Regions from separate parts of the Homo sapiens genome. Here region 2 is linked to region 1. A link is a loop called in an ENCODE intact Hi-C map of the cell type or tissue named here. Cell type or tissue: sigmoid colon. All regions are shown on one strand. Each heading gives the region's core, and the rest is flanking DNA. Links, peaks and the distances in the headings are about the cores only. Region 1 overlaps ADCY2 (adenylate cyclase 2). Region 2 overlaps ADCY2 (adenylate cyclase 2).

Region 1 (15,184 bases), core at 3,773-7,772:
TCCCAGATATTTCAATGGATCACTAAAGGATGAATCATGAAACATACCTAAATGTCATTTCATTAATTTCCTTCTTTCTTTGTTCAAAATTGTTTATTAAATCTTCTCAAACCTGTCTAATTTTTGTTTACTTTAATTTTCTTGACAAAACATCAACATGAATTAAAAAAAAAATACTTTCTGAGATAATTCATATGGATTTACGTCTACAACAGTCTTAAAATAAACTGAAAGTGAGTCACTGCATTTGTAGACAGCTGCTTCATTTCCATTGTCTGTCTTGTTTGTTTTAAGGCATTTCTAAGAATTATTTGCCAAATGTTAATTTGAGGTAGAAGCCACAGTGTGAGCTGAGTGATAATAATTTGCGTATTCACCCTATGTCCTCCTAGAAGGACCAATCCTTCTGTGTCTTATCCTGTGGAGTTTCAGTCCAGCCTTGGCCATACGTTTGGACAAGAATGAACAGAAGAGAAATATATTGAATATAGAACTGGACACAAGGTGAATTCACAGAAATTCAAACTGGAATTTAGGTAGCTGAAACTGGACTTGAAGTTGGAGTTTCTGTATTGCCTGCTCTCAGGGCCCCTTATGGAGAGGACCTGAGCCCCCAGATTCACTGTAGAAATTCTTTAACCCAGCCGGGTGCGGTGGCTCACACCTGTAATCCCTGCGCTTTGGGAGGCCGAGGCAGGCGGATCACCTGAGGTCAGGAGTTCGAGACCAGACTGGCCAACATGGTGAAACCTCATCTCTACTAAAAATACAAAAAGTTAGCAGGACTTGGTGGCACGGGCCTGTAATCTCAGCTACTCGGGAGGCTGAGGCAGGAGAATCGCTTGAACGCAGGAGGTGGAGGTTGCAGTGAGCCGAGATCACGCCACTGCACTCCAGCCTGAGCAACAAAAGAGAAACTCCATCTAGAAAAAACAAAAACAAACAAACAAAAAAAAAGAAATTACTTAACCCTTGGTTCCACCAAGCCTTTGGAACCATTAATGTGGGAGGAGCCTGTCATCCAAGCTGTGGCAGATGGAAAACATGAACGGTTCCTCTCCACGATTGAATCTGGGAGGGCTTGGGACTTACGTTGACTAACAGGAAATAGGGTAGTGACTGTGAATTCTGGAGTCCTGGCCTTATAAGTTCTTGAAGATCCTCTCTCATTTCCTGGGACTGCTGCCCTGAGAACACCATTAGGGAAGCCAGTCCAACCTGGCAGAGAATGAGTCTCCACATGGAGAAGACCCAAAGTCCCAGCCCATGGCCAGCAGCAATGGCCAGAAAGACATGTCACTGGGGCCAGCTTGTAGGGTCAGCCCACCTTCCAGCCGAGCACAATCATGGGATTGTTGACAGCAAAACCAGGAGGACCCAGTACCTAGCCACCCAGCCCACTGAATCAGGAGAAGAAAATCCATCATTGTTGTTCCAAACCACTAGTTTTGGGGTGATTTGTTTTGCAGCAATAGATGATTGAAATATTAATGCTTCCTAAACCAAGCCAGGCTTGAGCTCAAGTCAGCGTGGGTGCATAGCTGGTGAGAATAACACATTATTTTCCTTAGAAATCTCTGCATAAGATTTAATATTTTACCAGACTCAGCTTTATACATGTCAATTTAGTACTCTTAAGCATCTGTTTACTGTTTGATAAATATTTTTGTTGGCATGACAAAGTTGAGAATTCCTGAGTTTGTTTATGCTAATGTACTTATTCAAATTAATCAATAAATATTTTTTAATGTAATATAGCATTTTCTCATTAGCCATGACTTCCATTTCCATGCTGATCTTGATTTCTGCTTCCTGGCAGAAAACTTGCCTTCTTTTCACTTTGGCAGGGCTGCAGTTTATAAGTTATTCATTCCCTTTTTGGCTCTTCCACACTCAATTCTGGGCCACATGTCTTCTGTCATGGCGTGTAGCTGGAGTCAGCCACAGGAGTAGCGTTCAACGATGTGATTAACATGAGCGCTTGGACTTGTACCTACAGAATAACAGAAAGGAGAATGTTGCTTCATCAGCCCTAGAAAGATCAGATATCAGAAGACCTTTGAGAAACACATTGGAAAGAATTAAAGTACTCTTCCTTCTCTGCAGTTCCCCTGGAAATCTATGCATGCATATCAATAATGCATATTGTGATAAAATTGAAAGAGAGAGATGTACACACACACATAATATACATAACATATACATATATATTTATATACATCTTCCAATCAGTTCTTCTAATGGAGAAGACACATAGGTGTTCAACAGTAACCAAAAATAGAATTCAAAGTGTATTTACTTTTCTGCTGTCACCCTCAAGGATGTCTTACCATTTCCTCCTGACACCTTGTTGAATGGGAGACACCTAGAACTGAAAGAGACAGCAGTAATATACCTCATCATTTCTCAGGCGAAAGGTCAAGAGGTTATGTAATTTACCCATTGTCCACTTAAAGAGTGACAGAGCTGAGGCCAGAATGTTCTCCTGGCTTCTGTCATTGAAAAATCAGATTATTTAATGAGTTCCTCAGTGAAATCTTATTCAAAGTGTAATGAGGCATTCGGTCACACAATCATGCATTCACTCCTGTATCCATCCAACAAATGTTTATTGTTTGTCTTCCTATGCCAGGCAATGGCCTCTGTGTTCTGTACTGGGAACAAAATATTGAAGAAGGCACAGTCTGGGCTCACTAACACCTACGCTTGAAGCAAACAGGTGACTTTGGCAGAGTTCAGGAGCCATTAGCAAAGTGAATGTTGACAGCTAACACAGCACACAGCACCTAGCCTAGCTGTGGGTGGGGAGGGCATCCTTAGGGAGGAGGTGGTTGAAAGTTTGTCTGGAGAATTGGTGGGGATAGCCTTAGCAAAGGACTGGGTGGAAATGACGTGATGGAACCAGCCATCCAGGTCCCGGGGGAGCGTGCTCCAGTGCGGGTCTGAGGCTGCAGGGTCAAAGAAAGGAGGAGGAAGAAATAAAGAAGGTGGGATGCCTGGGGTATATCATATCTTGTAATATACTGAAGGGCTTTGGCCTTGTCCAACGTGTTAGAAGACTTCAGAGCTGGAGCTGAGCTTATTTGACTGCTTCCCATTTTAGAAAGACCCCCACTGCAGAAGAGAAGGTGAGGGAAAAGGAGGACAGGAGGAGAGAAGCCAGTTAGGAGGTGATTCTCTAGGTGACAGAGGTTGCTGAGAACTGGGCAGAGCAGTAGGTTGAGGAAGGGGCAGGTTCTGAAGTGTGAATGGCAGGAGCCTGCTTCACTGGATGTGGACTGGTAAGAAGGAAAGAACAGTCAGGTATGAAAGCAGGTTTCTGCATGGGCAGCTGGGCACATGGGCAGATATTGACTACGCTAAGATTATAAACGGAGGGACAGCTTTTGGAGGGAAGGTGACAGTTTCCATTTGCAAACAGCTGCATTTGAGTTCTCTGCATGTGACAGAGACCAATGGATTGTCTCCCAGTACTTGTTCTCTTCTTCTTCCTCTGTTGTAAGATGATCTCTGTGGCTGGGTACGTCTCACCCAGAATAGAGATATGTCACTGCATCCCTTAGTGCTCGGTATAGCCAATGGCATGTGAGAAGTGATGGTGTACATCCTAGTGATGTCCTGGAGAGGTGCCATTCTGGAATGACAGGGGCAAGACAACAGTGAAAGTGATGGGCCACAGAGTCCAAGGTGGAGAGGAACAGAGGTAAATGAAGGGGAAGAGTATAGGGGAAATTAGTTAGGTTAAAAGTCCAGAGGAGAAGTCTTATATTTAGAGGAATGTTTCTCAACCAGAGGGAGACTGTTACCCCCCAGGAAACAGTTGTCAATGTTTGTGAGCAGTCTGGATTGTCATAAAAGGGGTTGGGGGTCTTGCTGACCTCTGGTGGGTAAAGGGTACTAAAGTCTAGTCTATGTCTCAGTCTACTGGACAGATGCTGCTAAATATCCTGCAGTTTGCACGTCAGCCCCCCACAGCAAAGAGCCATGTCGCTCAAAATGCTGATAGCGCTGAGGGTGAGAAACCATGGTTTAGAGTATAGGCAGATGTGGTAAATGTGTGCAGTGAACTTGCAAGTCATTAAGGAATGGCAAGGGCTGTGGTAAGCTGTACAGTGCATGACCTATCTGAAGGGGTTCAAATTCTTTAAACATGTACACATAACTATGCACTCTGCAAGCTAATCAGAGTACATCTGACTGACCAGGCTCAGTCCACAGGCTGCCAGTTGCCTTCCTCTGGACTTAAAGTTTTGGCTAGTCTTAAGAACTTACTCAGATTCAATAAGCGAGTGAGAAAACACACCCAATCAAGATTTCTCAATGCATTACATATATAAAGTAAACTTGAGTTTTCATCCTATGTAACTTGCAAGGAAATGCATTACATGATTGATTTCTTAAATTCTGTAAGCTCTAAGCCATGGTTTATTTTTGTCAGGTAGTGGGACACATGACAGCCTGTTTTTAGCTAATATTTGATGTGATTTCCTCCAAAGACAAAGCTATTGGTGAAGCTTAGAAGGAGGAGTCCCTGAAAGAAAATCTGCATTCTAATTACTAAAATGCATTTTCTAAAGACAAAGAGAAAGCTTAAAAAATACCATGTGCCAGCAACATAGGTACAGAAATAGGATATGTATGTGTAGAAAATTGATAGCCAAGCAAGCTACAGCAGAAGAACACCTTTATTTTTGAGTTTGAGCTGCAGTCATTGAGTTACATTTAATAAAATTCCAGGATCGTGACAGGCTTTCCGCTTTCTGATGTGATGACTTCCCTGCAGTTGCCTTTTGCATCTTTAATCCTTATCTGAAGAAGCTCAGGACATTGTTTCATGAGCAGAGTGAGAATTAGAACAGTTCTGCAGCCTTTCTTTCTTCACTTATTATTCTTTCCTGAAAAGTTGTTATGCAGAAATGATGGGTACATCTCTTGGTATCAACTACATCAGTGCCCACAGGGACAATTAGTGTTTGAAGACAGGCACAATATTTAAAGGCTGTTATCTCCTGGGTTGTATCTTTGGAGGCTTTTCTGTGGGAGCTGGCATGGAGCACTTAATTTATCAGAACAAATATGCAGAGGTGTGGACATCTGCCTCAGTGCGAGAGTGTCCTAGGCTCACCTTCCCAAGCATTCACAGCAGAAAATGTATGTGACCGCTTCAGGATTCAGTCATGTGTTCAAGAGAGAAATGCAGTGCAGTTTTTTCCGGAAATCTCCCCAGTTGACAATATTTTCAAAGGAAGCCTTCTGATATTGGCTACAATTTTGCTCTGGGCACCAACTCTCACCCAGGGGTGCTTCCAGCCTGGATTGGGCTTGGCTTGGTGGGGAGAGATTGGGAGTTTGCCGACAGTGTGGGATACTTGTGGTACTCGCCCCAAGAGCAGTTTTGCTTTGGGGTTCAAATCTCTGACTTCAAAACCATTTAAAAAAAGGGGGGCCATTGTCCCCACTGAAATAAAAGAAAATCAGTCATGCCCTAAGACACTTCACTATGGAACGATTGCTCTCCTGTCCCCAGCTGGAGCTACATTATTTATTCTTGCACCTATTTATGTATTGTCCCTTTTTCCTGGGTAAAGTTTAGCAAACTGCTTAAGAGCAATTAACCACTAACTACTTTCCTCCCACTGGTTCTAATCCCAACTCCTCCACCTCCTTACTTTGGATTGTTTAGCAAGCCATGCAACCTATTTGGTCTCCAATTTCTTCTTCATAGAAATGGGAGAAATAATAATATCTACAACATTAAGTGCTGAGAGAATTAAGCAAGACAATACTTAGAAATTGTTTAGACCTGGAACTGATATATGGGAAGTGGTTGATAAATATTTGTTGAGTGGAAGAAAGAATATTGAATTAAGAGCACACTGTCTGCATGCAAGTAGAGCAGTTCTAAAATCGCCTGGGAATAATAGGAGAGGGTGCATTTCCGTGCAAAAGAAGAGACCCGTTTTTTCAGTCAACAACCTTGAATGCTGCAAACATGAGTTTATAGACCCCCTTTAAGGTGAAAGTTAGCAGAGCTATTTCAGGGTCTGGTCTCCCCTCCCATGGCTTTGCCCCCTTCTGTTGCTCATTCTCACCCCTTCAAGCTTCTCTTATACTCATGATGGTTTTATAAATTCGAGCGTCTAAGCTTGGCAGCACAGCCTACTCCAAAAGAGAACCATGAATGTGGGAGGAGCCTGTCATCCAAGCTCTGTTTCTCTTCAAGACTGAATCTGGGAGGGGCTGATTCTCAAGGATGAAGGGAAGTGAGCCCACAGTTTCAGCATCATCAGGGAGGGAGCTGGAGTCTGTGCCCCTCTGGACAGATCATAGTGTTCCTTTTCTTATGCTTTTCAGAGGAGCCTCATTGCCTCCCTGAGTTTAGGATGGTAATGCTATGCTGCCAGCATTCTTAAGGATGGGAACCGGACTGGCTGATTAATCCCCATTACTTTTGCATCCAATGAGAATTAAAACTTTGGAGAATATAGACAACAATAATTTGCATGTAGGATAACATCTGCCACGAAGTAGAATGAGTGAATTATCATGACTCCAGCTTCTAGTTAGAGAAAATCTTTTAGAGACATGACCTCTGGTTTTTATTTTGGAGGAAGAAATGCACATTAGTACAAAGTTGTCCCTGTACTCGGTGGGATCATTCCTGCTCTGTGTAATTCTGACACCACTGAAACGACCACATTCTCAGCCTTTTTTTCCATGGACTGCAAGGCAGACAAGTGGGGGTTACCAGTGTGGGCTTCAAAGTCATGAGGTCCCTGCCCTGAAGACTCCTCACAGGTGGAATGGCCTTGCCAAGGCTCAACCTCCTCTTACTCTACGTGAGGGAGAAGAATCAGCACTTCACAGAGGGGCTTTCCAGAGCTTTTACCCTGAAGCTGCAGCTTGTGGGCACACCACGTGAGTGAATGAGTGACCTCTCCCCACGTCAGAGCAGCTGAGAAAATCCTAAGCATTCAGGGACGGAGGACATAGGTTGGTGTGCACATACTTGCATGAATTTGCATCTGTCGCAATAGCTAGGGTAAGCGGTGATAAAAATGGCTCCCAAATCAAAGTGGCTGAACAATAGTGGTTTCTCACTTGTATTTGTCCACTGTAGGGGGACTGCCACTTTGCACCATGAATGGGACCCAGGCTCAAAGTCACTATCTGTGACACTGCTGGTCCCAAAGAGGAGGGAAAGGAAAGCATGATGAGGCCCACAGTGGCTCTTAAGGCTTTTGTTAGAAGGAGCACATATCACTGCTGCTTACATGTCACTGGTCCTACCAAGGTACATTGCCTCCCAGGGGGGCATGGGAGGGAGAGTCAACACATTTCAGAACGATAGTCCAGTCCATTGCAAGTGTAGCATGTACATAACTGCATCATGTATCTGTCATCTGTAGCATAGAGTTGCTCTGAGGGGTTGCATTTGAACATAAAAAAATATTCTGTTTTGCTCCTTGGGACCTTTCATCAAATCGATACCAATGTGCTACCACTTTTTCCTTCTTCTTCTTATCTCCTTCTGTCAATGATATTATCAGCATCTCCACTTTGTCCTCCTCCTCAGAAGAAATCCAAAGGCTGGCGCCACCACCTGGCTGGCCTTCTGTACCTTATGTTGAGGGTTTTTGGCCAGTGCCCAGGAGCATGGTCTGTCTTCACCCATTCTCTCCCCAGCGTGCCTCTACTGGCATTGCCCCTGTCAGACTGGATGGCATTGCTTACCTATGCATGGATACTCTTTGAGAGGCAAGTCAAATCAGACTTGGCTCCCCTGTGGAGCATTTTGCTTTTTCACTTTATGGTGTGTGAGTGTGGCGGTCATGTTTGCAGGATGAGATTCCCCTTTGGGTGATTTTCTCACACTGGTGCTGATCTATGCTTGCTCAGGCTTTGCAGGTGCACCAGCCTGCAGGGCTGACTTGGGTGCTGGTGTGCCACAAGGTGCCCTGTGCCTATTCCAGGGAGCACAGCTGCAGCTCTCATCTGATGACCTCCATAGACTCTTATCCAAGGATTGAATATTTTTCCACCTTTTGAGTGATTCTCATTTCCCTAGAGGCTCTATTTTAGAGAATTGAATTGACTGTTGATGATAAACAGTTCCGGTTTAGAAATACCAATTTACTGTCATCAGTGACTGAAGGCATACTTTATAATTTGACTTGATTAGCACTTTCTTCTCTAACTGCTAACTGAAGAGTCATCGCATGTGAGTGATAATTTCATTCTTTCCAGCATCTTTTAACAATGTACTCTCTAAAAATGTTCTGGTCATCTCCTTGAACCTGCAAATCCAGCTGGATGGAAAGAGCTGGCTGTGAAGCTGGAAGACGAGTTCCATCCAGTCTCAACTCGCAGGTGACGACCACCTGGCTTCACTCCCTTGGAGCCACATCTATGTCTGTTGTGCCTTTTTTTTTTTTTTGTCAAAACATGTTTAAATCTAAATGATATTATATGTGACCAGGGTTTGTTAAGTGAGAAAATAAGATATGCATGCAAGGAAAGCACTTGCTGTCTTATAAAAGGGTCACCTGATTTGCTGAAGTGCCTAGTGACTTTAATATGCACAAAACATTCCAGTTTCCTAGGCTGTGAAAGAAGCAGGCTGACTTTCCCTCTGCACACAGATATGAAAACACTGGCCTTTAAAGTCGCTCCTCAGTAATCTCAGCCCTTCTTCATCCTCCTCCCACAAGTCAGAGACACTGCAAGGAACATACGACCCAGACTCAGCCTCCTCCCTGGGTGCTAGTTCTGGATCCCACTTGGAGTCTCCTTGCCCTCAGGCCATCTGGACTTGCAGTCTTCGCCACCGTGTGGGAATTTGATCCCTTGGGTTCTTTCCTCTGCGTGGTGCTAGTGGTTGGGCACTTGGGTGCAGCAGGATGTAGTCATCTCTAGGACGGTGGAAAGTAAGTTCTAGAAAGGGCCTCCCATGGTTCTTTGAAGAGCTGTGCTCTTACATGGACATGGAGGCCTTCAACTCCTTAGCCCAACAGACCTATTGTCCAGATGACCAAGCTGGGCACCAAAGGCTGACCGATTTGGTTGAGGTGGCAGAGAAAGGGTGGAATCCCATCTTCTCCTACTTCAGAGCCATTTCTACTGCGATGCCTTCTATTCTCCATCCCATGTGAATATGATGACCAATTTTTTTTGTAAAAGTCAGAGAAAGATAAAGCAAGATCTTTCAAATAGTAAGAGTAAGAGTTTTAACTGATTGATATGAAGCAAAAATTCTACTGAGGGACCTAAGAAAAAGCTGAATTTTGTAATGGGAAACAGCAACAGTAGCAGTTGTTGGGAGAACAGGGTGATGAAGGCTGAGGCTGGAGGAGGACTGTTATTGTCTGAGACTTGGAGACGTGGAGCCTGCTGCAAAGGAAGATGCGTGATAGGAGCTGGGGGAGGTGCAGCATAGGCAACATTTTGTGTTGATGGACAACTAGCTTTTTAATACTGGAGGACGTTATGAAATGATTTCTGTTTCCTAAGTACATGGGTGAAGGAGCCACAGGTGGCCCAATGGCTGCTTAGGGATCTGGTGTTTGTCCACTCTGTTAGCTACTTTCTTTTAGAAGGAGAAAAACTTACAACATCCTTTCTGTTTATCCCATTGATTTAGCATCCTGATGTAATTGAAATTGCCTTTAAAATAAGAATTACAAAAGAAAAACTTAAAGATTCATATGAAAGGAGTGTTTCATTGTTATCCTCCCGTTTGGAAAGTAAAGGAGCTTTAAGTATCTATTACATGCATGGTTTATTGAAGGAACAGGGTATAGTATGTATTTCTATATCTTAGCTTAAAATTTAAGTACAAGTCTTCTTTGCTTCAATTGGATTTTCCTACCAATTGAAATAGTCTAAAAAAAGACATAAAATGTAGCTACAATGTCTGCCTTGCTTCATTAGTTTAGAAACACTTCAGAGCTCAGATTGTTCTGAACTTTGATCACTAGTACATTGAAATTTACTAAATTAACTCTGTATCTCTTATATCAGACATAATTTAAAAGAACAAGTTCTAAGAAAAATGTATTGCTAATGAATAATAATTGGAGGTTTAACAAAGGGATGTGTTAAATGGAACCCCCAAATCAAGGGCAAGTTATTAATCAGATAACCTTTGAATATGCCAAAATTAGACAGATTCTCAGTAGTTGCATGAGCTTTACTAGAAAGAGAAAGAAGTAATAACCAGTGTGCATCCATCAGTTTAATGACAACTTAATTTTTCAAAAGTATCCTTAAGGAATTTCTCCAACAAACTTGGGAAAATAATGTAGCTAAGTTATACCCAGTATATTAAGCACTTAAGTGTGTGTGTTGCTTTCAGATAATTTGGCAGGGCACACAGCTACATTTGCAAAATGCTAAAATATTAATGGAATTATTAACATTGTCAGATTTTACAAATTGGGCTGAAATTTATCATGGATGCCATAATAGTGGGCTTTTCCTTCAGATCAGAACATTTTAAATTTAAAAGAAGGAGTCTTGCTTCACCACTTTTGAGCTCAGGCTTTTTTTGGAAACTCATTCAATTGCCCAGCACTGTGATCACCTAGAGGGCATATGCACACTCAAAGCATGGACCCTGAGCTGTCACCAGGTGCAGTGCTATCTACCATCCACCAGTGGTGCCAGTGTTGAATGATGGGGGAAGGCTTGAGTTCTTTTATTAGGCTGGGTGGCAGTTACCAACGTCTTCATTTCAGCTTAAATTCACATGGATTCTTTAGCAGTTCCAACAAAAGAAAAAATTCTTGTTTTGTACAACATATGAAGTTTACTTTCTATATTTTTTAAACCACCTATTAAAAGTCAGTCATCCTTCTACATTTGGGTCTAAAATAAAGATTTTAACTTACATTTGGTTGTTAAATGAGGCTCTGAGTGTGGAAAAGGATTACTATATTTGATTCTCTTTTTTTGATCCTAGAATCTGTATCTTTCAGGAAGGACCGGCTCTGTGTGATTTGGGGTTTAGCATAATCTTATTACAGAATATAGGAGGAGGAGAGACAATGCTTGGAAAAGTCTGTTAGGTTTACCACAAGCAGATCCTAAGACAAGGGTCTGGTTACAGTAATTTAGTTGGGAAGTGGTTCTCTTTAGCAGGGTGAGGGCGTGGGACCATGAGGTCCGCTCCCTCCAAAGAGGGAAGTTAGCTCATGAAAGGGGCTGATGGTGGAAGCAGGGCTCAATCTTGCCTGGGACTCTCTGAGCAATGTGCCGACCGATTTCTCACTGAGGGATGTTGTTGCAAAAGCTGGAGTATTTATTCATCAGCTACCTCTTCATTAGCGGACACACAGGAAAGCATACATTCAGGAAGGAACAATCTACAGTGACCCCCAAGCAAGGAAGAAGGGAATATGAGTAGGATATTGACAGCCTCAGCTATAAGAAGCATAGCTAGAAACTCATGTAAACACTGGGAAAGTTGACTGATTGTTTTAAATTCAATGGAAGATGGTATTGAATCCACCTACACACAGGTTATCATCATAAGCTCTGCTAATGGAGAGTTATGTACACTGAGCACCTGTGGCTTGGTGCATTTCATCTTGTCTCAGCCTTTGACTCATCACCCATCAGAAAGAGTACAAAATGGGTTTTAATCTAATCAAGCCAATCTTAAGACATCTCTGTAGATGAACAGATGCTACTGGGATTTCCAAATAGATAGCCTAGATCCAGACCCGTAATTATTTATAGTCTACCTGTTAATATTCCTTATCACTGCTTTAGAAGTTAACATTTGTTTTCAACATGTACTTGCTTTGATTATGACAGATTCAATGGGAAACCTCAAAGCCACATGCCTCCCTTCTCCCATCAGGGACTCCTCTGTTCATGTCTGAGGATATGACCAGAGAGATCTCCTGATTTTTTTTGTTGTTTTTTTTTTTGAGACAGAGTCTCACTCTGTTGCCCAGGCTGGAATGCAGTAGCACAGTCTCGGCTCACTGCAACCTCTGCCTCCCAGATTCAAGTGATTCTCCTGCCTCAGCCTCCCAAGTAGCTGGGACTACAGGTGCCTGCCACCATGCCCAGCTAATTTTTTTTATTTTTAGTAGAGATGGGGTTTCACCATGTTGGCCAGGCTGGTCTCAAACTCCCGACCTCAGGTGATCTGCCCGCATCAGCCTCCCAAAGTGCTGGGACTACAGGTATCAGCTACCGTGCCTGACCAGGTCTTTGATGTTTGTGGATGGAAATTTCACACTTTCCTCACCAGCTTTCCTCTATTGGTATGAATAGACTTTGGATATTACATACTTTGTATGTAATATTTTGGCCTCACACCCAATTATTCCATCTATTAATCAATAAACAGAAAGAATAGGAAGTGACCACCCACAGGGTGCCTCACTGTAGTGTACGCTCAGGACCTGCAGAAATGGAATTCAGTGGAGGCAGTACTAGCAGAACTCAATCCCTAAACTTACAGGGCAACTTCTATCTGCTAAACACTTCCATGGGCACATCACGAGTTTGATTACCTTTAGAGTTTCCCAAAGGTCTAACCATTTCATGAGTCACAGAGGCCAAAGCATAGAGAAATTGAAGACAAGTGGCAAGTTTATGCGTTTTGGGGATTAGTAGCCAAATGTGGGTAGATGATGGAGTAGTTCTTTATATAAAGATGATGAAAGCTAGCAATAGAAGCACATTAACTTAGAACAAACCCCCTGGTTTTTTCAAGTGGGTTCTGAGACGAGAGCGGGATCAGGCCATGCCCTTTCAAAAGCGCTAATGGTAAATCAAAGAAGAATGCGACAGGGTCTCTGGTATCATATCATTCATAACCAAGACTTCAACACACAGTGCACTTGCTGTCAGACGAGACTAGATGGACAGGCTGGTGTTTGGAGGAAGCTTAATGCCTGACTCTTGGGAAACAAAAGGGCAACTGAAGCAGAGCAGTCTCTGCAGCCTTCTTTAATTTACCATTAGTGCTTTTCAAAGGGCATGGCATTTATTGCTCAAAGATTGATACTTTCTGAATAAATGAATAAGCGAATGAATGAATGAACAAATGATCAATGCTCAGTTATGCCAGTACATGGAGAAACTAGCTTCTATACACTGAGCTTCCCCTATGAGCACATACTGTGTTTTCTGTTGCCTTTGCCCTTGTCTTTCCATGGAGGGATGAGCGGGGAGAAAGGATCATCAGAATGTACTCCTAACCCACCCTCAGCTCTCTCAGCAGAAGTTTCCAACAGCCACCAAAGCGATGTGCACTAGGAGTAGACAAAGAGATAGACACCTGACCCTGTGAACCTGGAAGCAAATCCGAGCTTCCCCTCCTCCCCTAATCCCTCATCAGCTTGCCAAAAAAAGAAAAAGAGAAAGACAGACAATGTGATAGATAAAGATGTGATAGATAAAGTGTTTCATTGAACAAATATTTGTTTATCAACATTGAATATCAGTTGCTAAACTCTACAATAGCTAAAGAATATGATGCTTTCTAAAATGGATTAACATTAAAATTCTCCAGGATGGATATATGTCCTGAAGATTACCCTTCTGTTAGACTTTTCCTCCAAAAACTATTGTGTATTTTCATTGAGGAGAATGAGAAAATGCCACTCTAACTAGAATAAGTTTATGTTAAAATGAGTACAATATTGTTTACTAATATTTATTGTTTCCTGGACTTACTGAATATAAAGACCAAAAGTACTCAAAAAGCTCATATGTTATCATTTCCTTGTGTTCCACCTGTAGTTTCTTATGGATGACATTTTACAGAAGCTAACATTTCTGACTCCATTTTTATAATAGCTTAGAATTTCTAAAGAGGATTAGGTGCTTATAGAGGAAACGAAATCTTTGGAAGTATATATCTTATTTAAGAAATGTGGAATAGGTGGAATATCAGCTGTCTTTCTTAAGTGCAATAAAGCTAGTATTTTAGCTCAGAAATGAACATGCAGGCAAAAATGAGTGTTCTCTATCTTAGACTGACCAGTGATTTCTGAAATTTTAATATTGTTTCTGCTTTGCTACTTTAAAATCAAAATAGATTTAAAAATCTTTGGGGAAATAACTTTGCATCCCTTTATTCTTCATACTGAAGAACACACACTTAGAATGCAATAAATAATAAATAATATAATGATACAGTCCGACCTTAGAAAATCTCTTTTTATTCCCAATATATATTTCTAGAATCTGTATTTTAGCTTCCAGGAAAGAATTCCCAAACTGGCCTTCCTACAAATCAGTGAGGATCTCCAATGTTATTTGGTCATCCCCCGAGGTGTCTGAGAGACATTTGTTCCTCCTTCCCCACCTTGTCCAGGAGCGGCTTCTGCTCTCCCTGCTGCCGGCCCACATCGCCATGGAGATGAAAGCGGAGATCATCCAGAGGCTGCAGGGCCCCAAGGCGGGCCAGATGGAGAACACAAATAACTTCCACAACCTGTATGTGAAGCGGCATACAAACGTGAGGTACGACGCTATGCTTGCTCCTTGGCTGGTCTGGGAGTCTGCCTGACTGGAGACATTTTGCCTGGGATCTCACACCTCATATCACCATCTCTCCTTTGTGACAGTGGATCCTTTGCAGGGGAAATAATCACACAGATTCTGCCATCCCACTCACCTGTTCCTGCCTCTCAGGGCCTTCACATTAAGATGAGAAAATAGGATGCTGTTTGCTGTGTTGGATTGAGTTGTCCTTCATAGCCCTGGCTTCTGTAGCCAAGCATCCATCACAGAAAGGAGTGAAGGGGACAGCGGGGTCTTCATTCTGGAAACCCCGTGGTCAGATTGCAGTAAGATTGGAGGGAGAGTCTGTGGGATCTCCAGGCACAAGACTGAGTCCTCCAAATAGACTTTGCAGGAGCAGGGCCTCTGTGAAGACAACACATCCCAGGGAAGCTGGGTGTTCCTCTCTCCATCAGCACGATGAGTTTCTCAGGTCTGGAAGACCAGTGACCAAAGTCACAGAACACTGATGTGCACCTTAGCTAATTTACCGTGAAAGTTACTGCTTTTCTGAGACTGGTATACTCATATCTACTTCCCAGGAGTCGTTCTGGGAATTACAGTGCCTAGAAAACTAACATGTTATCATCATGGGATTATAGTAGGGAAAGAGATTGGTGTGGGGCTTCTGTCTCCCATGAGCTCTAGAGAGAAATTA
Region 2 (15,184 bases), core at 6,076-10,075, 110 kb before region 1:
AGAGCTCAAAATCAAACTACAGCTTTCCTTTTATTCACACACATTTCTCCAGCAGCATTTATTTCATAGCCAGTTCATGTCCACGTGGTCCTGGCAGTCCTAATTGATATTATATTAACTGATTTAAATATCTTGGGCTCTAATCTTTGGCACTCCAGCCTTTCAGTCTTGATACGGTTTAATCAGATGCATACCTCTTAATTAATCCTTAGTAAGATATATTTAAAAGAAAGTTGAAGAAGCATATGGTATTATCCTTAATGATGGTAAAATAATTAGCTGTTTGACAGCCCTTTTTTTTTTAAAGTTATTTCTCTTGGGTCATGGAAATTTTGTTGTATGAGTGCTTTGTCTCACTTCCAGAGGTGTTCCATAGTTTAATGGTGGAATTTCTCACTGGGAGTGAAAACAGAGTCCAAGATGGGAGGTGTTGATGCATGACCATAGTGTTGGCTTCTAATAAAGGCAATGGTTTCACACCAGATAGGCTGTTTGCTGCTGCTGCTACCAGAACTGGAATTTTCCCCTTCTTGGAGATAAAATACGGCACTTTAGAATTTTCTAGTTAAATCAAAAATTCACCACCTCTCCTCACAGCACAGTGCATAACCAAGGTGAAATTTTATTTCATTCTATTCAACTGACAACTGTTCTAGAAAATGTCTTATTCTTTGTAGCCGCGTAGCTTTCCTTGCATGTGAAGTACATTTTTTTTCCTCAGTTTGTCAGCCATGATGACATGGAGCTGCATGAGTCTAAGTGAACATCTGTAGACTTCCCATCTTTTCCAATTAAACTGGGCAGTAAAACCTGCAGTGTCTGTACATGGGCTGTTTGTCAAATAGACTAACAACTATGGTAGACTGCAATGTGCTACTGAAACAGAAGCTATTTTGCATTAAGAGGTTTATTCTACTTAGTAGCTATAGATGAAGAGCTCATCATGCAGGATCCATATGGCCTCATGGAGGGATAGAGATGGAAATGAGCAACCCAGTTCAGTGTAGGGCATGATGTGAGCAAGGCACTACGGACACCAAAGAAAGAACTTTTCAACACCTAAGCAACACCTAAGGCAGGTGGGGATGGTTCCAAAGCAGAGGATACCGCAGGACAGAATCTGGATAACAGAGAGATCTAAGAATGCAGGTGTGTTCAGGAATCTCACACCTGCTAAGGGTGGGTTGACCTGGCTGTTGGATGTGGATGAGTGCTTGAGGCTTGAAAAAGACTTGGGCCAAATCATGAAAAACACACATAGTTCATCCAAAATAATTTGGCCTTCATTATGGGCACTAAAGAGATAATTAATTGCTTTAAACAATGTAAGGATATGATCCAGGATTGCTGAGGAACATGCCTATTCACCTGTCATCGACACACTCCACAGCTGCTGCCCTAGAGGTTTATTTAGGGTTCTTCAGTTACCAGGGTACTCCAGATAGTTAGCTCCCTAATTTCCCTCCAACCCTAGGTCACCAAGCCAGTTGGAATATACAAGACTTTTTCATATTCCATTTGCCTAACTTCTTGCCTAATCATTCCTCTGAACTGTGGCCTCAGTATGACTCTGACTTCCTGAGCTCCAAGCCCATAGTTGAAATGGTGAACTGCTCAGGCTTAAGAGAGACAGAAAGATTGGTTTTCTGCCTTTGGAGAAGGAAAGAAGACTGATGTAATTGACCCAACTGGGGTTACTGAGCATTGAATCTCAACTTAATTTAGCTGTGCTGTTTCAGTCTTCTACTCACACGTGTATGGGAAAGTTCATTGTGGTTTGAAAATGAATTTTCAATGGATAAACATTAATTAATTATTAAACCATTAATAATCTTGAAAGTGCAAGGGACCTTACATATCTTTTAAACCAGTATCATTGATTTTCTAAAAGGAAACTGATTGACTGAATGACTAGATTAAGGTCACACAATCACTATAAGTGTAACCCTATGACTTCTGCTTGAAAATTTCACTTAAGCTTTTCCCTGAATGATTAAATTTCCAATCAGATCATAATTGGGATTTGTTGAGGGGCTGTGACTACAAATTCTGACAGTCACATATTTCTAGGGGCAAAATGAAAACATAGAAAATCTTAGATCAAGCCACTGGTTGGTGCCTTGACTTTTGGACCAGAACAGCTGAACTGTGTGTTAAATATCATCATGAGAAACTTAAATGGACCAACTAAAATATTTTAACATCCTATAATTTTGTTGTAATAAATGCAGTTTAAAAACCTTTTTTTCTTCAACATTTCATGTAACCACTGAAATTTAAACTTCTGTAAGTCTAGGCAACATTGAGCAGGTATTCCCTCTTAATTCAGTATGACGTGAGAAAGTGAAGCAGTGTTTTGTCGCCTCTGGACATGGGTAGGAGTGACTAAAAGTGGACCAGAAATGAGGATGAGATGAAGAAAAAATGCAGAAAAAAAGAAGATAATACATAGCTATGTAAGCTAAGGAGGAGTCAAGGGACAAAAAAAAAAAAAAAAATGCTTGTGTTTGGGAGTAAAAAACAGCCACAAAGAGATGTCTAAATATATTTGAACTCCACACTACAGAATTTCACACTCCCTTCAAGAATGTGGCTTCTAGAAACTTTCTTTCAAGTCACAATAAATTTATCACAATTCAAATATTGTATTGGTTTAACTTAATTTCATGGGAGTAAAACTCTGATGCTATTTATTTGTGTTTAAAATTGTAACATAGAAGGGCACTGACATCTGTCCTTGGCTGTTGTCAATATTCTTTCATTATGAAACCCTAGGCCTTCAGGTTTGCAAGGTTTAGAAACACTCTCCTTGTTAATGCATTGATTGTTGATTCTATCAGAAATAGGCTTTGCTGATATGTTATTAGAGACTTACTATAAAAATTGGAAGCAATAACTTACACTTTGGTAAATATATGCTATGGGAATTTTTTTTGGTATGGAATCTATTAGTCAGGGTTCTCTAGAGAAGCAGAGCCAATAGGTTCTCCAGATAAACAGAAGCAGTATATATTCTGGATATGTGTCAGAAGAGATTTATTATAAGAATTGGCGCAGGCAGTTATGGAGGCTGAGAAATTCCATGATCTATCATCTGCAAGCTGGAGATGCAAGAAAGCCAGTGGTCCAATTTGGTCCAAAGGCCTGGAAACTAGGAAGCCAAGGGTGTTAAGTCCTGTTTGTGTCCAAAAGCCTGAGAAGGAAGAGTTCTGATGTCAAACGACTGGAGAAGATGGACATTTCAGCTCAAGCGAAGGGAGAACGAATTTGCCCTTCCTCCACCTTTCTGTTCTGTTTGGACCCTCAGTGGATTTGATGATACCCACTCACATTGGTGAGGATCATCTTCATTACTCAGCCTGCTAATTTCAGTGTGAATCTCTTCCAAAAACACATGCATGCACACACCCAGAATTAAAATTTTGTATAGTTTGTTCTTCTGTATTAAGGATTGTATTAATTATTGCTATGGCCAGAATTGTGTCACCCCTCTCAAATTTTGTTTGTCCTTTACTTTTAAGTTCATGGGTATATGTACAAATTTGTTACATAGGTAAACGTGTGTCATGGGAGTTTGTTGTGCAAATTATTTTATCACCCAAGTGTTAAGCTTAGTACCTATTATTTTTCCTGATCCTCTCCCTCCTCCCAACTCCCACCCTCCAATAGGCGCCAGTGTCTATTGTTCCCCTCTGTATATCCATGTGTTCTCATCATGTAGCTCCTACTTATAAGTGAGAACATGCAGTATTCAGTTTTCTGTTTTTGCATTAGTTTGCTAAGGATAATGGCCTCCAGCTTCATCCATGTCCCTGCAAAAGGACATGATCTTATTCTTGTTTATGGCTGCATAGTATTCCATGGTGTATATATACCACATTTTCTTTATCCAGTCTATCATTGACGGGCATTTAGTTTGATTCCATGTCTTTGCTCTTGTCAATAGTGCTGCAGTGAACATACACTTGCATGTGTCTTTATGATGGAACAATTTATATTCCTGTGGGTATATACCTAGTAATGGGATTGCTGGGTTAAATGGTATTTCTATCTTCAGGTATTTGTGGAATTGCCACACTGGTTGAACATCATCTTCCACAATGGTTGAACTAATTTACACTCCCGTCAACAGTGTATAAATGTTTCTTTTTCTCCACAAACTTGCCAGCATCTGTTACTCTTTTGACTTTTTAATAGTAGCCATTCTGAATTGTGTTAGATGATTTTTCATTGTGGTTTTCATTTGCATTTTTTTAATGATCAGTGATGTTGAGCTTTTTTTCATATGATCGTTGGCCACATGTATGTCTCTTTTGGGGGAGTGTCTGTTCATGTCCTTTGCCCACTTTTTAATGTGTTTTCTTCTTGTAAATTTGTTTAAGTTCCTTATAGATGCTGGTTATTAGACCTTTGTCAGATGCATAGTTTGCAAAAATTTTCTCCCATTCTGTAGGTTGTCTGTTTACTCTGTTGGTGTGCAGAAGCTCTTTAGTTTACTTAGATCCCACTTGTCAATTTTTGCTTTCGTTGCAATTACTTTTGGCATCTTCATCATGAAATCTTTGCCAGTGCCTATGTTCTGGATGGTATTGCCTAGGTTGTCTTCTAGGGTTTTTATAGTTTAGCGTTATACATTTAAGTCTTTATTCCATCTTGAGTTAATTTTGTATATGGTGTAAGGAAGGGGTCCAGTTTCAATCTTATGCATATGAGTAGCCAGTTATTCCCCACAAAGTTTATATGTAGAAGTCCTAACCCCTAGTCCCCATAATAGGACTATATTTGGAGATTGAGTCTTTACAGAAGTAATTAAGGTTAAACAAGGTCTTTAGGGTGGGCTGTAATCTGATATAACTGGCATCTTCATTTGAAGAGACAATTAGGACACAGACACACACAGAAGGAAGACCATGTGAAGACACCAGAAGAAGACGGCCATCTACAATCCAAGGAGAGAGGCCCTAGAAGAAACCAACTCTGCCTACACCATGATTGTGGACTTCTAGCCTTGAAAACTGTGAGAAAATAAATTTTTGTGATTTATTCTACCTAGTCTGTGGTACTTCGTTATGACACCACTAGCAAATCAATGCAATAAGGTTTAATATAAGTTTTGCCCTTATTTGAAGTGAAGCTTGTTTTCTTTAAAATTCACCTTTTGAAATTAGTGATATAACAAAGCACATGGTAAACATGCAAATTGATGTTCACATGAAGTGTGAGCGAAGGATTGAAGGTGTTTTCCGTGGAGGGTGACTGGAGTGGGTGTCAGGGGTGTGTGCTCACATATTTCAGAGGCATGGATGCATGGTTCTAGAAAGATAGACACGGGGAAAAGATGTGTATGTGACTACATGATTATTTATATACATTAAAATTATTCTAATCAACAATATAAGTTACATAAAAAACTGGGAAAACATTTGCAGCCTCTGGGATACAGGGTTGATTTTCTTTTTTTTTTTTTTTTTTTTTTTTTGAGAAAAAAAGCTGCAGGCTTTATTGAGCAGAGTGACAGTACAAAGCTTCCACAGCGTGGAAGGGGTCCCGAGCGGGTAGCAAGAGTTAGATTGTGCAGTTGCCTTTTAAACTCTTTTTTTTGTTTGTTTTTGTTTTTGTTTTTGTTTTTATTTATTATACTTTAAGTTTTAGGGTACATGTGCACATTGTGCAGGTTAGATACATATGTATACATGTGCCATGCTGGTGCACTGCACCCACTAACTCGTCATCTAGCATTAGGTATATCTCCCAATGCTATCCCTCCCCCCTCCCCCCACCCCACAACAGTCCCCAGAGTGTGATATTCCCCTTCCTGTGTCCATGTGATCTCATTGTTCAATTCCCACCTATGAGTGAGAATATGCGGTGTTTGGTTTTTTGTTCTTGCGATAGTTTACTGAGAATGATGATTTCCAATTTCATCCATGTCCCTACAAAGGACATGAACTCATCATTTTTTATGGCTGCATAGTATTCCATGGTGTATATGTGCCACATTTTCTTAGTCCAGTCTATCATTGTTGGACATTTGGGTTGGTTCCAAGTCTTTGCTATTGTGAATAATGCCGCAGTAAACATACGTGTGCATGTGTCTTTATAGCAGCATGATTTATAGTCATTTGGGTATATACCCAGTAATGGGATGGCTGGGTCAAATGGTATTTCCAGTTCTAGATCCTTGAGGAATCGCCACACTGACTTCCACAATGGTTGAACTAGTTTACAGTCCCACCAACAGTGTAAAAGTGTTCCTATTTCTCCAGGGTTGATTTTCTTAATGGCTAAAGAAATGTTTCCAGAAGATTCCTACAACAAGGTAATGGGGCAAGAGAAAAAAAACAAACCCATGGCAATGGGCATGGAGTACCTGGCTCTGTCACACGTACATATAAATACCGTAGCTAACAGATGCAAATATCTTCTTTACAATGTTTAAATTAAAGCATCCTTAGGCAAAGTGGCAAAGCGTTCAAATCTATGTAATATCTAAAGTTGATGAGACCCATACAAGTGGATTCTCTCATATACTACCCCTGACCTTTAAATTAGATCCCAGATGTAGAGGAGAATCTAGTGAAACATAGCAATGCTTTTCACATGGAGGACATCCTTTGAGTCACCAGGGAAGCCTGTAATCATGTATCCAAGAAGTTCCAATGAATGCATGCAAAAATTTAGTTTCTAAGAATGGTTATTGAATTAGAATGGCAAAGATTAGAAAGAATTAGGTGTCTGACACCAGGGAGTGGATTAGACACATTTTTTTTTACACCCAAATAAAATAATATAAAGACAGTGAAGACCAACAATATGAGAAAATTCTTATAGTATTGTATGAAGAAAACAGGTTTTAAAATGATAGCAGTAGTACAATTCCATTTGTGTAAACAAAAGTGTCTGTGGCAGGGTGTGGAGACTCATGCCTGTAATCCCAGAACTTTGGGAGGCTGAGGCCGAAGGATCACTTGAGGCCAGGAATTTCAGACCAGCCTGAAAAACATAGCAAGATTGTGTCTCTCTATAAAAAAAAATTTTTAAATTAAAAAATAAAAAGGAGAAAAATGTCTGCATTTTAATATAATCTTTGGAAGGATGCACATTGAAATAAGATCAATTATTTTGGAGTGGTGACATTATTGGTGATTTTTTTTTCTTTTGGATTGTCTGTTTCCCGTGCATTAAAATAATGAAAAAAACACAAAACTGTTTTTTAAAAACCTCAATTTTAATTTATTTAAATGTAAGAAAGATGTTCAAGAAACAGTAATGTATGATTGCTTAGGTTTCATAAAGATGATTTAGAATTTTGGAAGTGCAGTGCTTTTGCATTCATTTGCCAGCAGTTTATTCATTCTTTCATTGGTTCATTTTTTATTGGTTCCTTTTTTGTTCTTGTTTTGTTGATTTAAGTGAAAATTATCTCTTATTTTAAATATTCTGAAGATTTAGGACTTCCTCGGTCCTAAATATTCCACAGTCCTAGATCCTCTCTTGCTGTGCATACCTTTGATAAAGCCATTCATTTTATATTTACGCTTTTGGAAAACTGCAAACCTTACATATCCAATTATGGATCAGTTTTTTAAAGTAATTTAAACTGTATTTTTATATTCAAATATGTACCATCAACCAACCTTAACAAAATGTTCTAACACCAATGCTAAAAAAAACCCCTATAATTTAGTGTAAATAATCAAGCTTATGAGAAAACAAAATCTGCATCTTTAAAATGAATTACCTCTAACATAATATTGCTGTTTTTCAGTAATTAAGAAATATTAAGTCTGTCTGTGAATGCGTGTGTGTGTATGTCTGTGTATTTTTGGCAACTGGAGATACTTCTTTTCTATTTTCTAAAGCAACAAGGAAGGATTATTTAGACTGAAATATTTTGAAATTGGTGCTCTGGCTGGGTATGATGTTCTGGGTTGCAGACTTCTCTACCAGAAATCTGTGTGTTTGGGCATCCTCTGCCTTCCCTCCTCCCAGCCCCCATTGGAGCGGAGCCGAAAATGTTTTCTTTCTGGCTCACTGTGCTGCACACAGGCCCTCCCAGGAGGCGGGTGGCAGTAACAGAGCTGTCACAGGGCTGCCACAGATGGTTCTGTGCTAAATCTTCAGCCTCGGTTTATGACTCCTTGGGGGAGGGACAGGGTTGGCTGGAAAGTGTATTCATGTACACTCCAGAGATGCTCCAGTAGGTGAACGGGCAGAGGCCCGTTAATTACAGATGGAAAATGCTTCCCATTCCTCTCTGTTGCATCTGTGTTTTTCCGGTTGGCATTTGGAATGGACAGGACAGTGACATGCTAGATGTTTTAGGTGAAACAGGCTTATACAAACTAAGGCAACTTTTCATGATACCTTATGTAAAAGCTGGTATTATAATCCAAGAATTGCAAGGGCTCTTGGGTAAGTAATAACAACAGGCCCTTTGAAAGTGCTTGCTGTGTGCCAGACACTAGACAAGGCAATATTATTCAACATATTATTTTGTTTTAAATGAACCAAACTGTGCTGTTTTTTCTTTGCAGAATATGAAACTGAGGCTCAGATAATTTAAATAACTTGCTTAAAGGTCACACAGCTTGTAAATGAAGATGGAAAATGAACCATTTTACCCACACCCCCTTCCCCACCAACACCACTGTTAAGAGCTTTCCTAACTAGAAATGTATTCTGAGCACATCCCCAAACATTAAACAGAACTTGCTTAATAAGTAGAGCTAGCAACCTATTTAAAATTGGCAGACTATTTTAAAGAAAATACATGTGCAAGTCTGGTTTTCCTGAATAGACTTATCTTTACTGAAAAGGTAACTTTCTTACATCATAGCATTGCTTAATGTATATCTTAATTAAGCAGTCCCAACATCTCAAGATACTCAATTCCTTCCTCCCTGATTTGCCCTGAGTATGATTCTGTTTTCCTTTAGTTTGTGATACGAAGATTGTTAGTTTCTCTATTATTTTTTCATAGACTATTGGATATTCGAAACATTAGTCAGTCTCTGCTACCCAGAGAAATGTGGTTGTTAAAGTATTCCAGGGTGGACAGGGAAAGCCTTTTAAAGAGGTGACATCTTACTCACACTGCAGGATCAGAAAGAGTCTTTCAATTTGAATTTCATATCAGATATATTACCAAAAAAAGTAAGATAGTCTTAAAGCATGTGCATGAAGCTGTTCTGTGGTCTGCAGAGGACTTTAAACTGGATTGATCAATTTATAATGCACTAAAAACAATTTTACTATCCATCAAATTTGCAATTTACATATGTATATGGGATTTTGATACTCATATAGCTAGGATAGAGATGTATTTTAAAAGGCAATGGTGTGTATGATTTGTACCTAAGGAATAAAGTAAGTTGATAGTGAATTTGGCACTGGGGGTGGAGCCAACAGCTGGGAGAAGTGGTGAGCCTGGCTCCAGTCATGAGTCCAAGAACAGCTGATGAAACTTAGGAGAAGACTGTCTCATGACATTTTAAGTACCCTCTGCGTATGCCGTGTCCCCTAGACTAATTTTTTAGAATTACCAGTGTTAATGATAATAATAATAATAAATCAATGACAACAAAACTTACAAAATTCAAGGGCCATAGTTTACCTCTAAAACAGTAGAAAAGGTGAAATTTTGAGTTTGTTACTTGACTCCCATTGACCAGCGAAAAGAAAAATGTTTGGTTAAAAGCACTTACAGTTTGATTGCTGACAAGAGTAAAAGGAAAGTCAAATTATGGGGCCCACCAACGCAGCGAAATGGGCAGCAGAGAAGGACAAGAGATTTTCCCACCTCTTGGCTTCGTCTTAACCCTATAACTGTTATAGCTAAGGCAGGAGGGCTGGTGGGAACACACTTACCTGTGTCTGTCATAGGCATCCTTAGTTCTCAGAAAAGACATCACATTTTCAACAGAGCTCCCTCCAGCTATCTCAAATAAAAGCCAACAGACTGAAGGCTCCTTGCTGTGTATCTTGTGCAAACTTGCAAAATTTATATGAACATAATATTCATTGTTGAAAGATACATGAAAGGAGAATGCTTTTAATGTGAATGACTTGGTGTTTTGCTTCTTGGCATGTAATGTCTGAGAGCACTTTGAGAAATTCCAGCCAGAGGAGGCCTTCTGAAATGGCAGCTTTGCATTGATGTGGTGCCAGTGGTCAAATTGAAACAGAAGTCTTGAGTGTGTTTCCAGTGCTTTTTTATTGAGAAAGTTATATAAATACAGCACGGAGGTTCCCCCAGTGTAAACACTTAGCTCTTTATTCTCACTGTTTCCACACCCTGAAATATCTTTCACACCTTCCTATTTGCTGCCTAGGTATTTTTAAAAGAGAAATTATTCTTTTTAGCAAGTTTTTGTTTGTTGATGTATTTTGCATTTTGTTGTTATGGTGGTGGTTTAGGTTTTTTTGCAATAAATTTTCTGTTTGTTTATCTGATATCTGTGAAGAAATAAAATATTTTGGAATCGTGGGCATCTTATTTTAGGAGCTTACTTTTACCTAACTCCAAAGTAGGAACTGTCTTAAAGCTAGGAGGCTCCTCTGTATTTCTAGTTTTCATATTTGAACAGTCAATGTGTCAACCCACGGTGCCTGACATCCCCTACTCCCATTCCTGATGCTCCTCGATGCTCCCAACAGAGTAAGTTCCTTGCAAACCTGTGGTGGGAGGTCTTTCATGGTGGGCACACAGCCACTCTGAGTCCAAATACGGTCCATCCTGGTTGGCTAGTTTGAGTAATGGGAACCCAGACAGCGTGCTGGGTTAGGACTAGGGCAAACAGAGATGGACTCCACGTAAGCCACTCAGACATATCTCCTATTGAATTGAGAAAGTCATTGTCTTTAAATATAAAAATCTCATCTTGGAATGATAAGTCTTAGGAAAGTCATTTATTCTCTGTGTCTCAGTCTCTTCATTTTTCCAGTGGGGTAATATAGTTTCACTTCCGTCAAGCCAATCATTCTATACCTAACAATACATATCCTGGACAAAATATAAAACAAAACCACCTGAAGGCACTGGAAAGTGGCCCAAAAGAAACAGAGCTACGTTGGAGTCAATACTTAAAGGAGACAAACAGCACCTGGATGACCTTTCTCTTTTTATAGATTTTGGCCTTAGGGGAAACCCCACTCAGTGCCAGTTGGGATGGATAAAATTTTAAAAAGGAAATCTATGTTTTCCCTGGATTATACTACTGGAAGAAAGAGTTCAACATCACTACAGTAGCTAAATATGAGGGAAAACCCTAAAAAAAAGAGATCCACAGAGACAGAGAGAGAGAGAGAGAACAGCCAATACTGCATATAAACTCTACACCTGAGACTGGCTGTTGAAATAAGCATGATCCAGCCAGCATCCCAGGAGGACGGATGAGAGGATAAAATAACAGAATGGAGATTTCAGCTGCTGCCCGCTGTGGGAGAGACCAGATATGGAGTTTGACTCCTACTAAAATGAAACAAAACAATCAATATTCTCCAGAGGAATGTGACAGAATGTAAGGTCTCTATAACATGTCATTCATAATGCTTAGTCTACAATTCAAAATTAAAATAAATAATAGGAAACAAGGAAAAAATGACCATGTTAAAAAAGAGACAATCAGTGGAAACCAATAGGACCATTACACAGAATCTATAATGAGCATGCAAGAATTTTAAAGTGGCTATAACCACAGTATCAAAGACATGGAATCACCTAAGTGGCCACCAGCATTGGATTGGACAAAGAAAAGGTGGTATATTTACAGCATTGAATTCCACAGAGCCATAAACAAGAACAAAATCATGTGTTTTGCAGCAACGTGGATGCAGGTGGAGGCCATGATCCTAAGTGAATCGACATAGAAGCAGATAAGCAAATAACAAACATTCTCAGTAATAAGTGGGAGCTAAACATTGGGTATTCATTGAATAAAGACCCTAGGAGCTACTAGAAGGGGAAAGGAGGAGGACACCTGTTTAAAAACTAACTATGGGTACTATGCTCAGTACCTGGGTGATGATGGGATCAACTGTACCCAAACCTCAGCATCTTGGAATACACCCATGTAAAAAAACAAAAACCTTTACATGTATGCCCTGAATCTAAAATAAAGTTAACATTACTTTTTAAAAAAGAAATTATAATCACTCTAAAAATATAAAGTGGTTATAATTAAGTTTTTAAAAAGGAAGCAAAAGAAAGTACAGTGAACCATAAGACATAAATTTAACAGAGAAATAGAAACTATAAGAAGGAACCATATTAAAATTCTGGAACTGGAAATCTAAATTTGCAATGTTAATATATTAATGAGTGAGATTAACAACATATTGGAGATGACAGAAGAATAGTATTGAACATGAGCAGGACCATTAGAAATTATCTAATCTGAAGAACAGGGAGAAAAATGATTTTTTTAAGACAGCAAAGGCTCAGTAATCTATATGATAAAAAGCCTAACATATTTGTAATGGAGTCACAGAAAAGGAGTGAGAGAGGATGGAGAAGAACATATATTTGGGGAAATAATGGCTAAATTTGTCCAAAATGTGGGGGAAAATAAAAATACAGATTCAAGAAGTTTAGTAAATGCCTGGCTAACTAAATACAAAGAACACCTCTACCAGACATGTCATGGTCAAATTGGTGCAAACCAAGAGAAAATCTCAAAGATAGCCAGAGAAAACTGACAGATCGAAGGGAAACAATATGAATGACTGTTGACACTTCATCAGAATCAATGGAGCCACAACAGAGTGGGATAACAATGTTAAAATGCTAAAAGAAAACAAACATCTTAGACCACAGCTCTAACTCTAAGTGAAAATATCCTTCAAGAATTAAGACAAAATGAAGGCATTTTAAATGAACAGTAACTAAGAGCATTATTCACCAGCAGACGTGAACTGTATGAGAAAGTAAAGGAACTCCTTCAGACTGAGTTGAAATGATGGAAAGTTGGATTGCCAGGAAAGAAGAACAACCTTTGGAAATTGTAAAATGTTTGTAAATATTAACAAAAAACCTGTTTTATCTTAATTTTAAAAACACATATGGAAGTTTAAGATGGATATGATAACATCATATTGAAAAATTTGTAATATTTGCATTGTAATACATGACAGGGATAGTATATAGTGTATGTGTACACACATACAAACACACATATATTTCATATATAGAGTATACTGTATAGTAGAATTGGAATGAACACATAGAGTTCCAGGATTCTCATATTAGGTGTACAATATTAATTCTAAATCAACTTTAATCACTAGAGCAATCACTTGGGTAGTAATGCAAAGAGGTATAGCTGCAAATCCAATCAATTAATTGAAATGGGGTTAAAAAGAATAAGTTACAGAAGGAAAAAGTAGAGAAAGAGAAACGGCCAGGTGCGGTGGCTCACACCTGTAATCCTAGCACTTTGGGGGGCCGAAGTGGGCAGATCACGAGGTCAAGAGATCAAGACCATCCTGGCCAACCTGGTGAATCCCCATCTCTACTAAAAATACAAAAAAAAATCGCTGGGTTTGGTGGCACATGCCTGTAGTCCCAGCTACTTGGGAGGCTGAGGCAGGAGAATCACTTGAACCTGGGAGGTGGAGCTTGCAGTGAGCTGAGATTGTGCCACTGCACTCCAGGCTGGCGACAGAGCAAGACTCAGTCTCAAAAAAAAAAAAAAAAGAAAAAGAAAAAGAAAAGAAAAGAAAAAGAGGAATGTAAAACATGTAGGATGAACATAAAATAACTAGTAAAATATTAGCCCTAAATCTAACCATGTGAATAATTATGTTGAATGTGAGTGGACTAGAAACACTGACTAAAAGATGATATTTTCAAAATAGGTAAAAAGCAAGACCAAGTTATATGTTGTTTGCATGAGATGCACTTTTAGTATAAAGACACGGGTTAAAGATAAAAGGCAGCAAAAGATAAGTAGGCAAACAGGCACTGTAAGGTTGGAGTGGCTAGGTTAACATTATTTAGAGTAGGTTTCAGGACAGATTATTATCAGACATTTTACAATAATATCATTCTGCATTCATTAGGAGGACATAACAGTCGTGAACATGTATGGGCTTAAAATAATCCTTAAAAGCATAAGGATCCACAAATAGATAATTACCTGAAAACAACTGTTAAAATGAAAAAGAGTAAGAGACAAATCCTCTTAAGATGAACCAGTGATACTTAGAGAACAAAATAACACCAATCTTACACAAGCCATTTCAAAAATTAAAAAGGAAAGAACTCTTGTCGACTCATTTTATGAGGCCAGAATAACCGAGATACTAAAACCTAACAAAGATCGTAGAAAAGAAAATGACTGACCCATATTCCAGATGAATTTATACACAAAATTCTTACTAAAATCTTAGCAAATAAAATCCACCAATATATACAAAGAATAATATATTTTGACCATATTAAGTTTATCCTAAGAATAGTTTAACACATTCACAGAACAAAGGAGAAACTCTATGTGAATATTACAATAAATGGGAGAATTACATGGCAAAATTTAACCCTCCTATGTGATTAAAACACTCAGTAGTTTAGAAGAGAAAGTAGAAATTTTAAACTGAAAAAGGGCATATATGAGAAAAATAAAACTAACATTTTACTCAATGGTCAAATATTAAACACTTTTCCTCTAAAGTCTGGAACAAGGAACTTCTATTTAATATTTACTGCAGGGCATGCAAATGAAGAGAGGCCAGAAAGAAAATGGCATAAAACATAGAAAGGAACAAGTAAAACTGTCTTTTTCATAGATCAGTTATATACATAGAAAATTCTAAGAATTTGATTAAGCAACTAGTAGAATTAATATGCAAGTGTAGCAAGGTTGAAGAATACAATGTCAATGTACAAAAATCAGTTGTGTTTTATATACTGGTAGGAAAAAATGTAAAATAAAAGTAAAAATCTAATTTCCTTTACAGTTTTTTTCAAAAATTATAATATCTAATAATGAATTTAAGAAAAGACAAATTAGATCTCTACATTTAAAATTACACATTTAAGATGTATTTAAAAAGACCAAAGTTGACAGAACAGTATACTTTACTCATGAATTGGAAACCTCAAACATATTAGGATGAAAATTTTCTCAAGATTATTGTACATAGTGAATCAATCTTAATGGTAAGCTCAACAGTCTATTTGTGG

Evidence for each region. Peaks named below come from ENCODE experiments on the same cell type or tissue, not always from the same donor. Only the 100,000 strongest peaks of a DNase experiment are listed, where the experiment ranks them.
Region 2: a loop joins it to region 1, with 3 times the contacts of the local background. A loop is called at or near these places in 1 of 110 quality-filtered maps.

Annotation. Positions count from the first base shown.
Region 1 is chr5:7,676,353-7,691,536 of GRCh38, forward strand. It overlaps ADCY2 (adenylate cyclase 2), which reads left to right. Exons shown (of 25, transcript NM_020546.3): 5 at 14,339-14,487. Among named protein-coding and RNA genes, the nearest start is that of CFAP90, 170 kb to the right of the region's middle. RefSeq lists a silencer at 7,148-7,334. In sigmoid colon, for the core only: no CTCF peak of the experiment used is centred there; a DNase peak (open chromatin) is centred at 6,229.
Region 2 is chr5:7,568,140-7,583,323 of GRCh38, forward strand. All of the region lies in intron 3 of ADCY2 (adenylate cyclase 2), which reads left to right. Among named protein-coding and RNA genes, the nearest start is that of ADCY2, 180 kb to the left of the region's middle. In sigmoid colon, for the core only: no CTCF peak of the experiment used is centred there; a DNase peak (open chromatin) is centred at 8,072.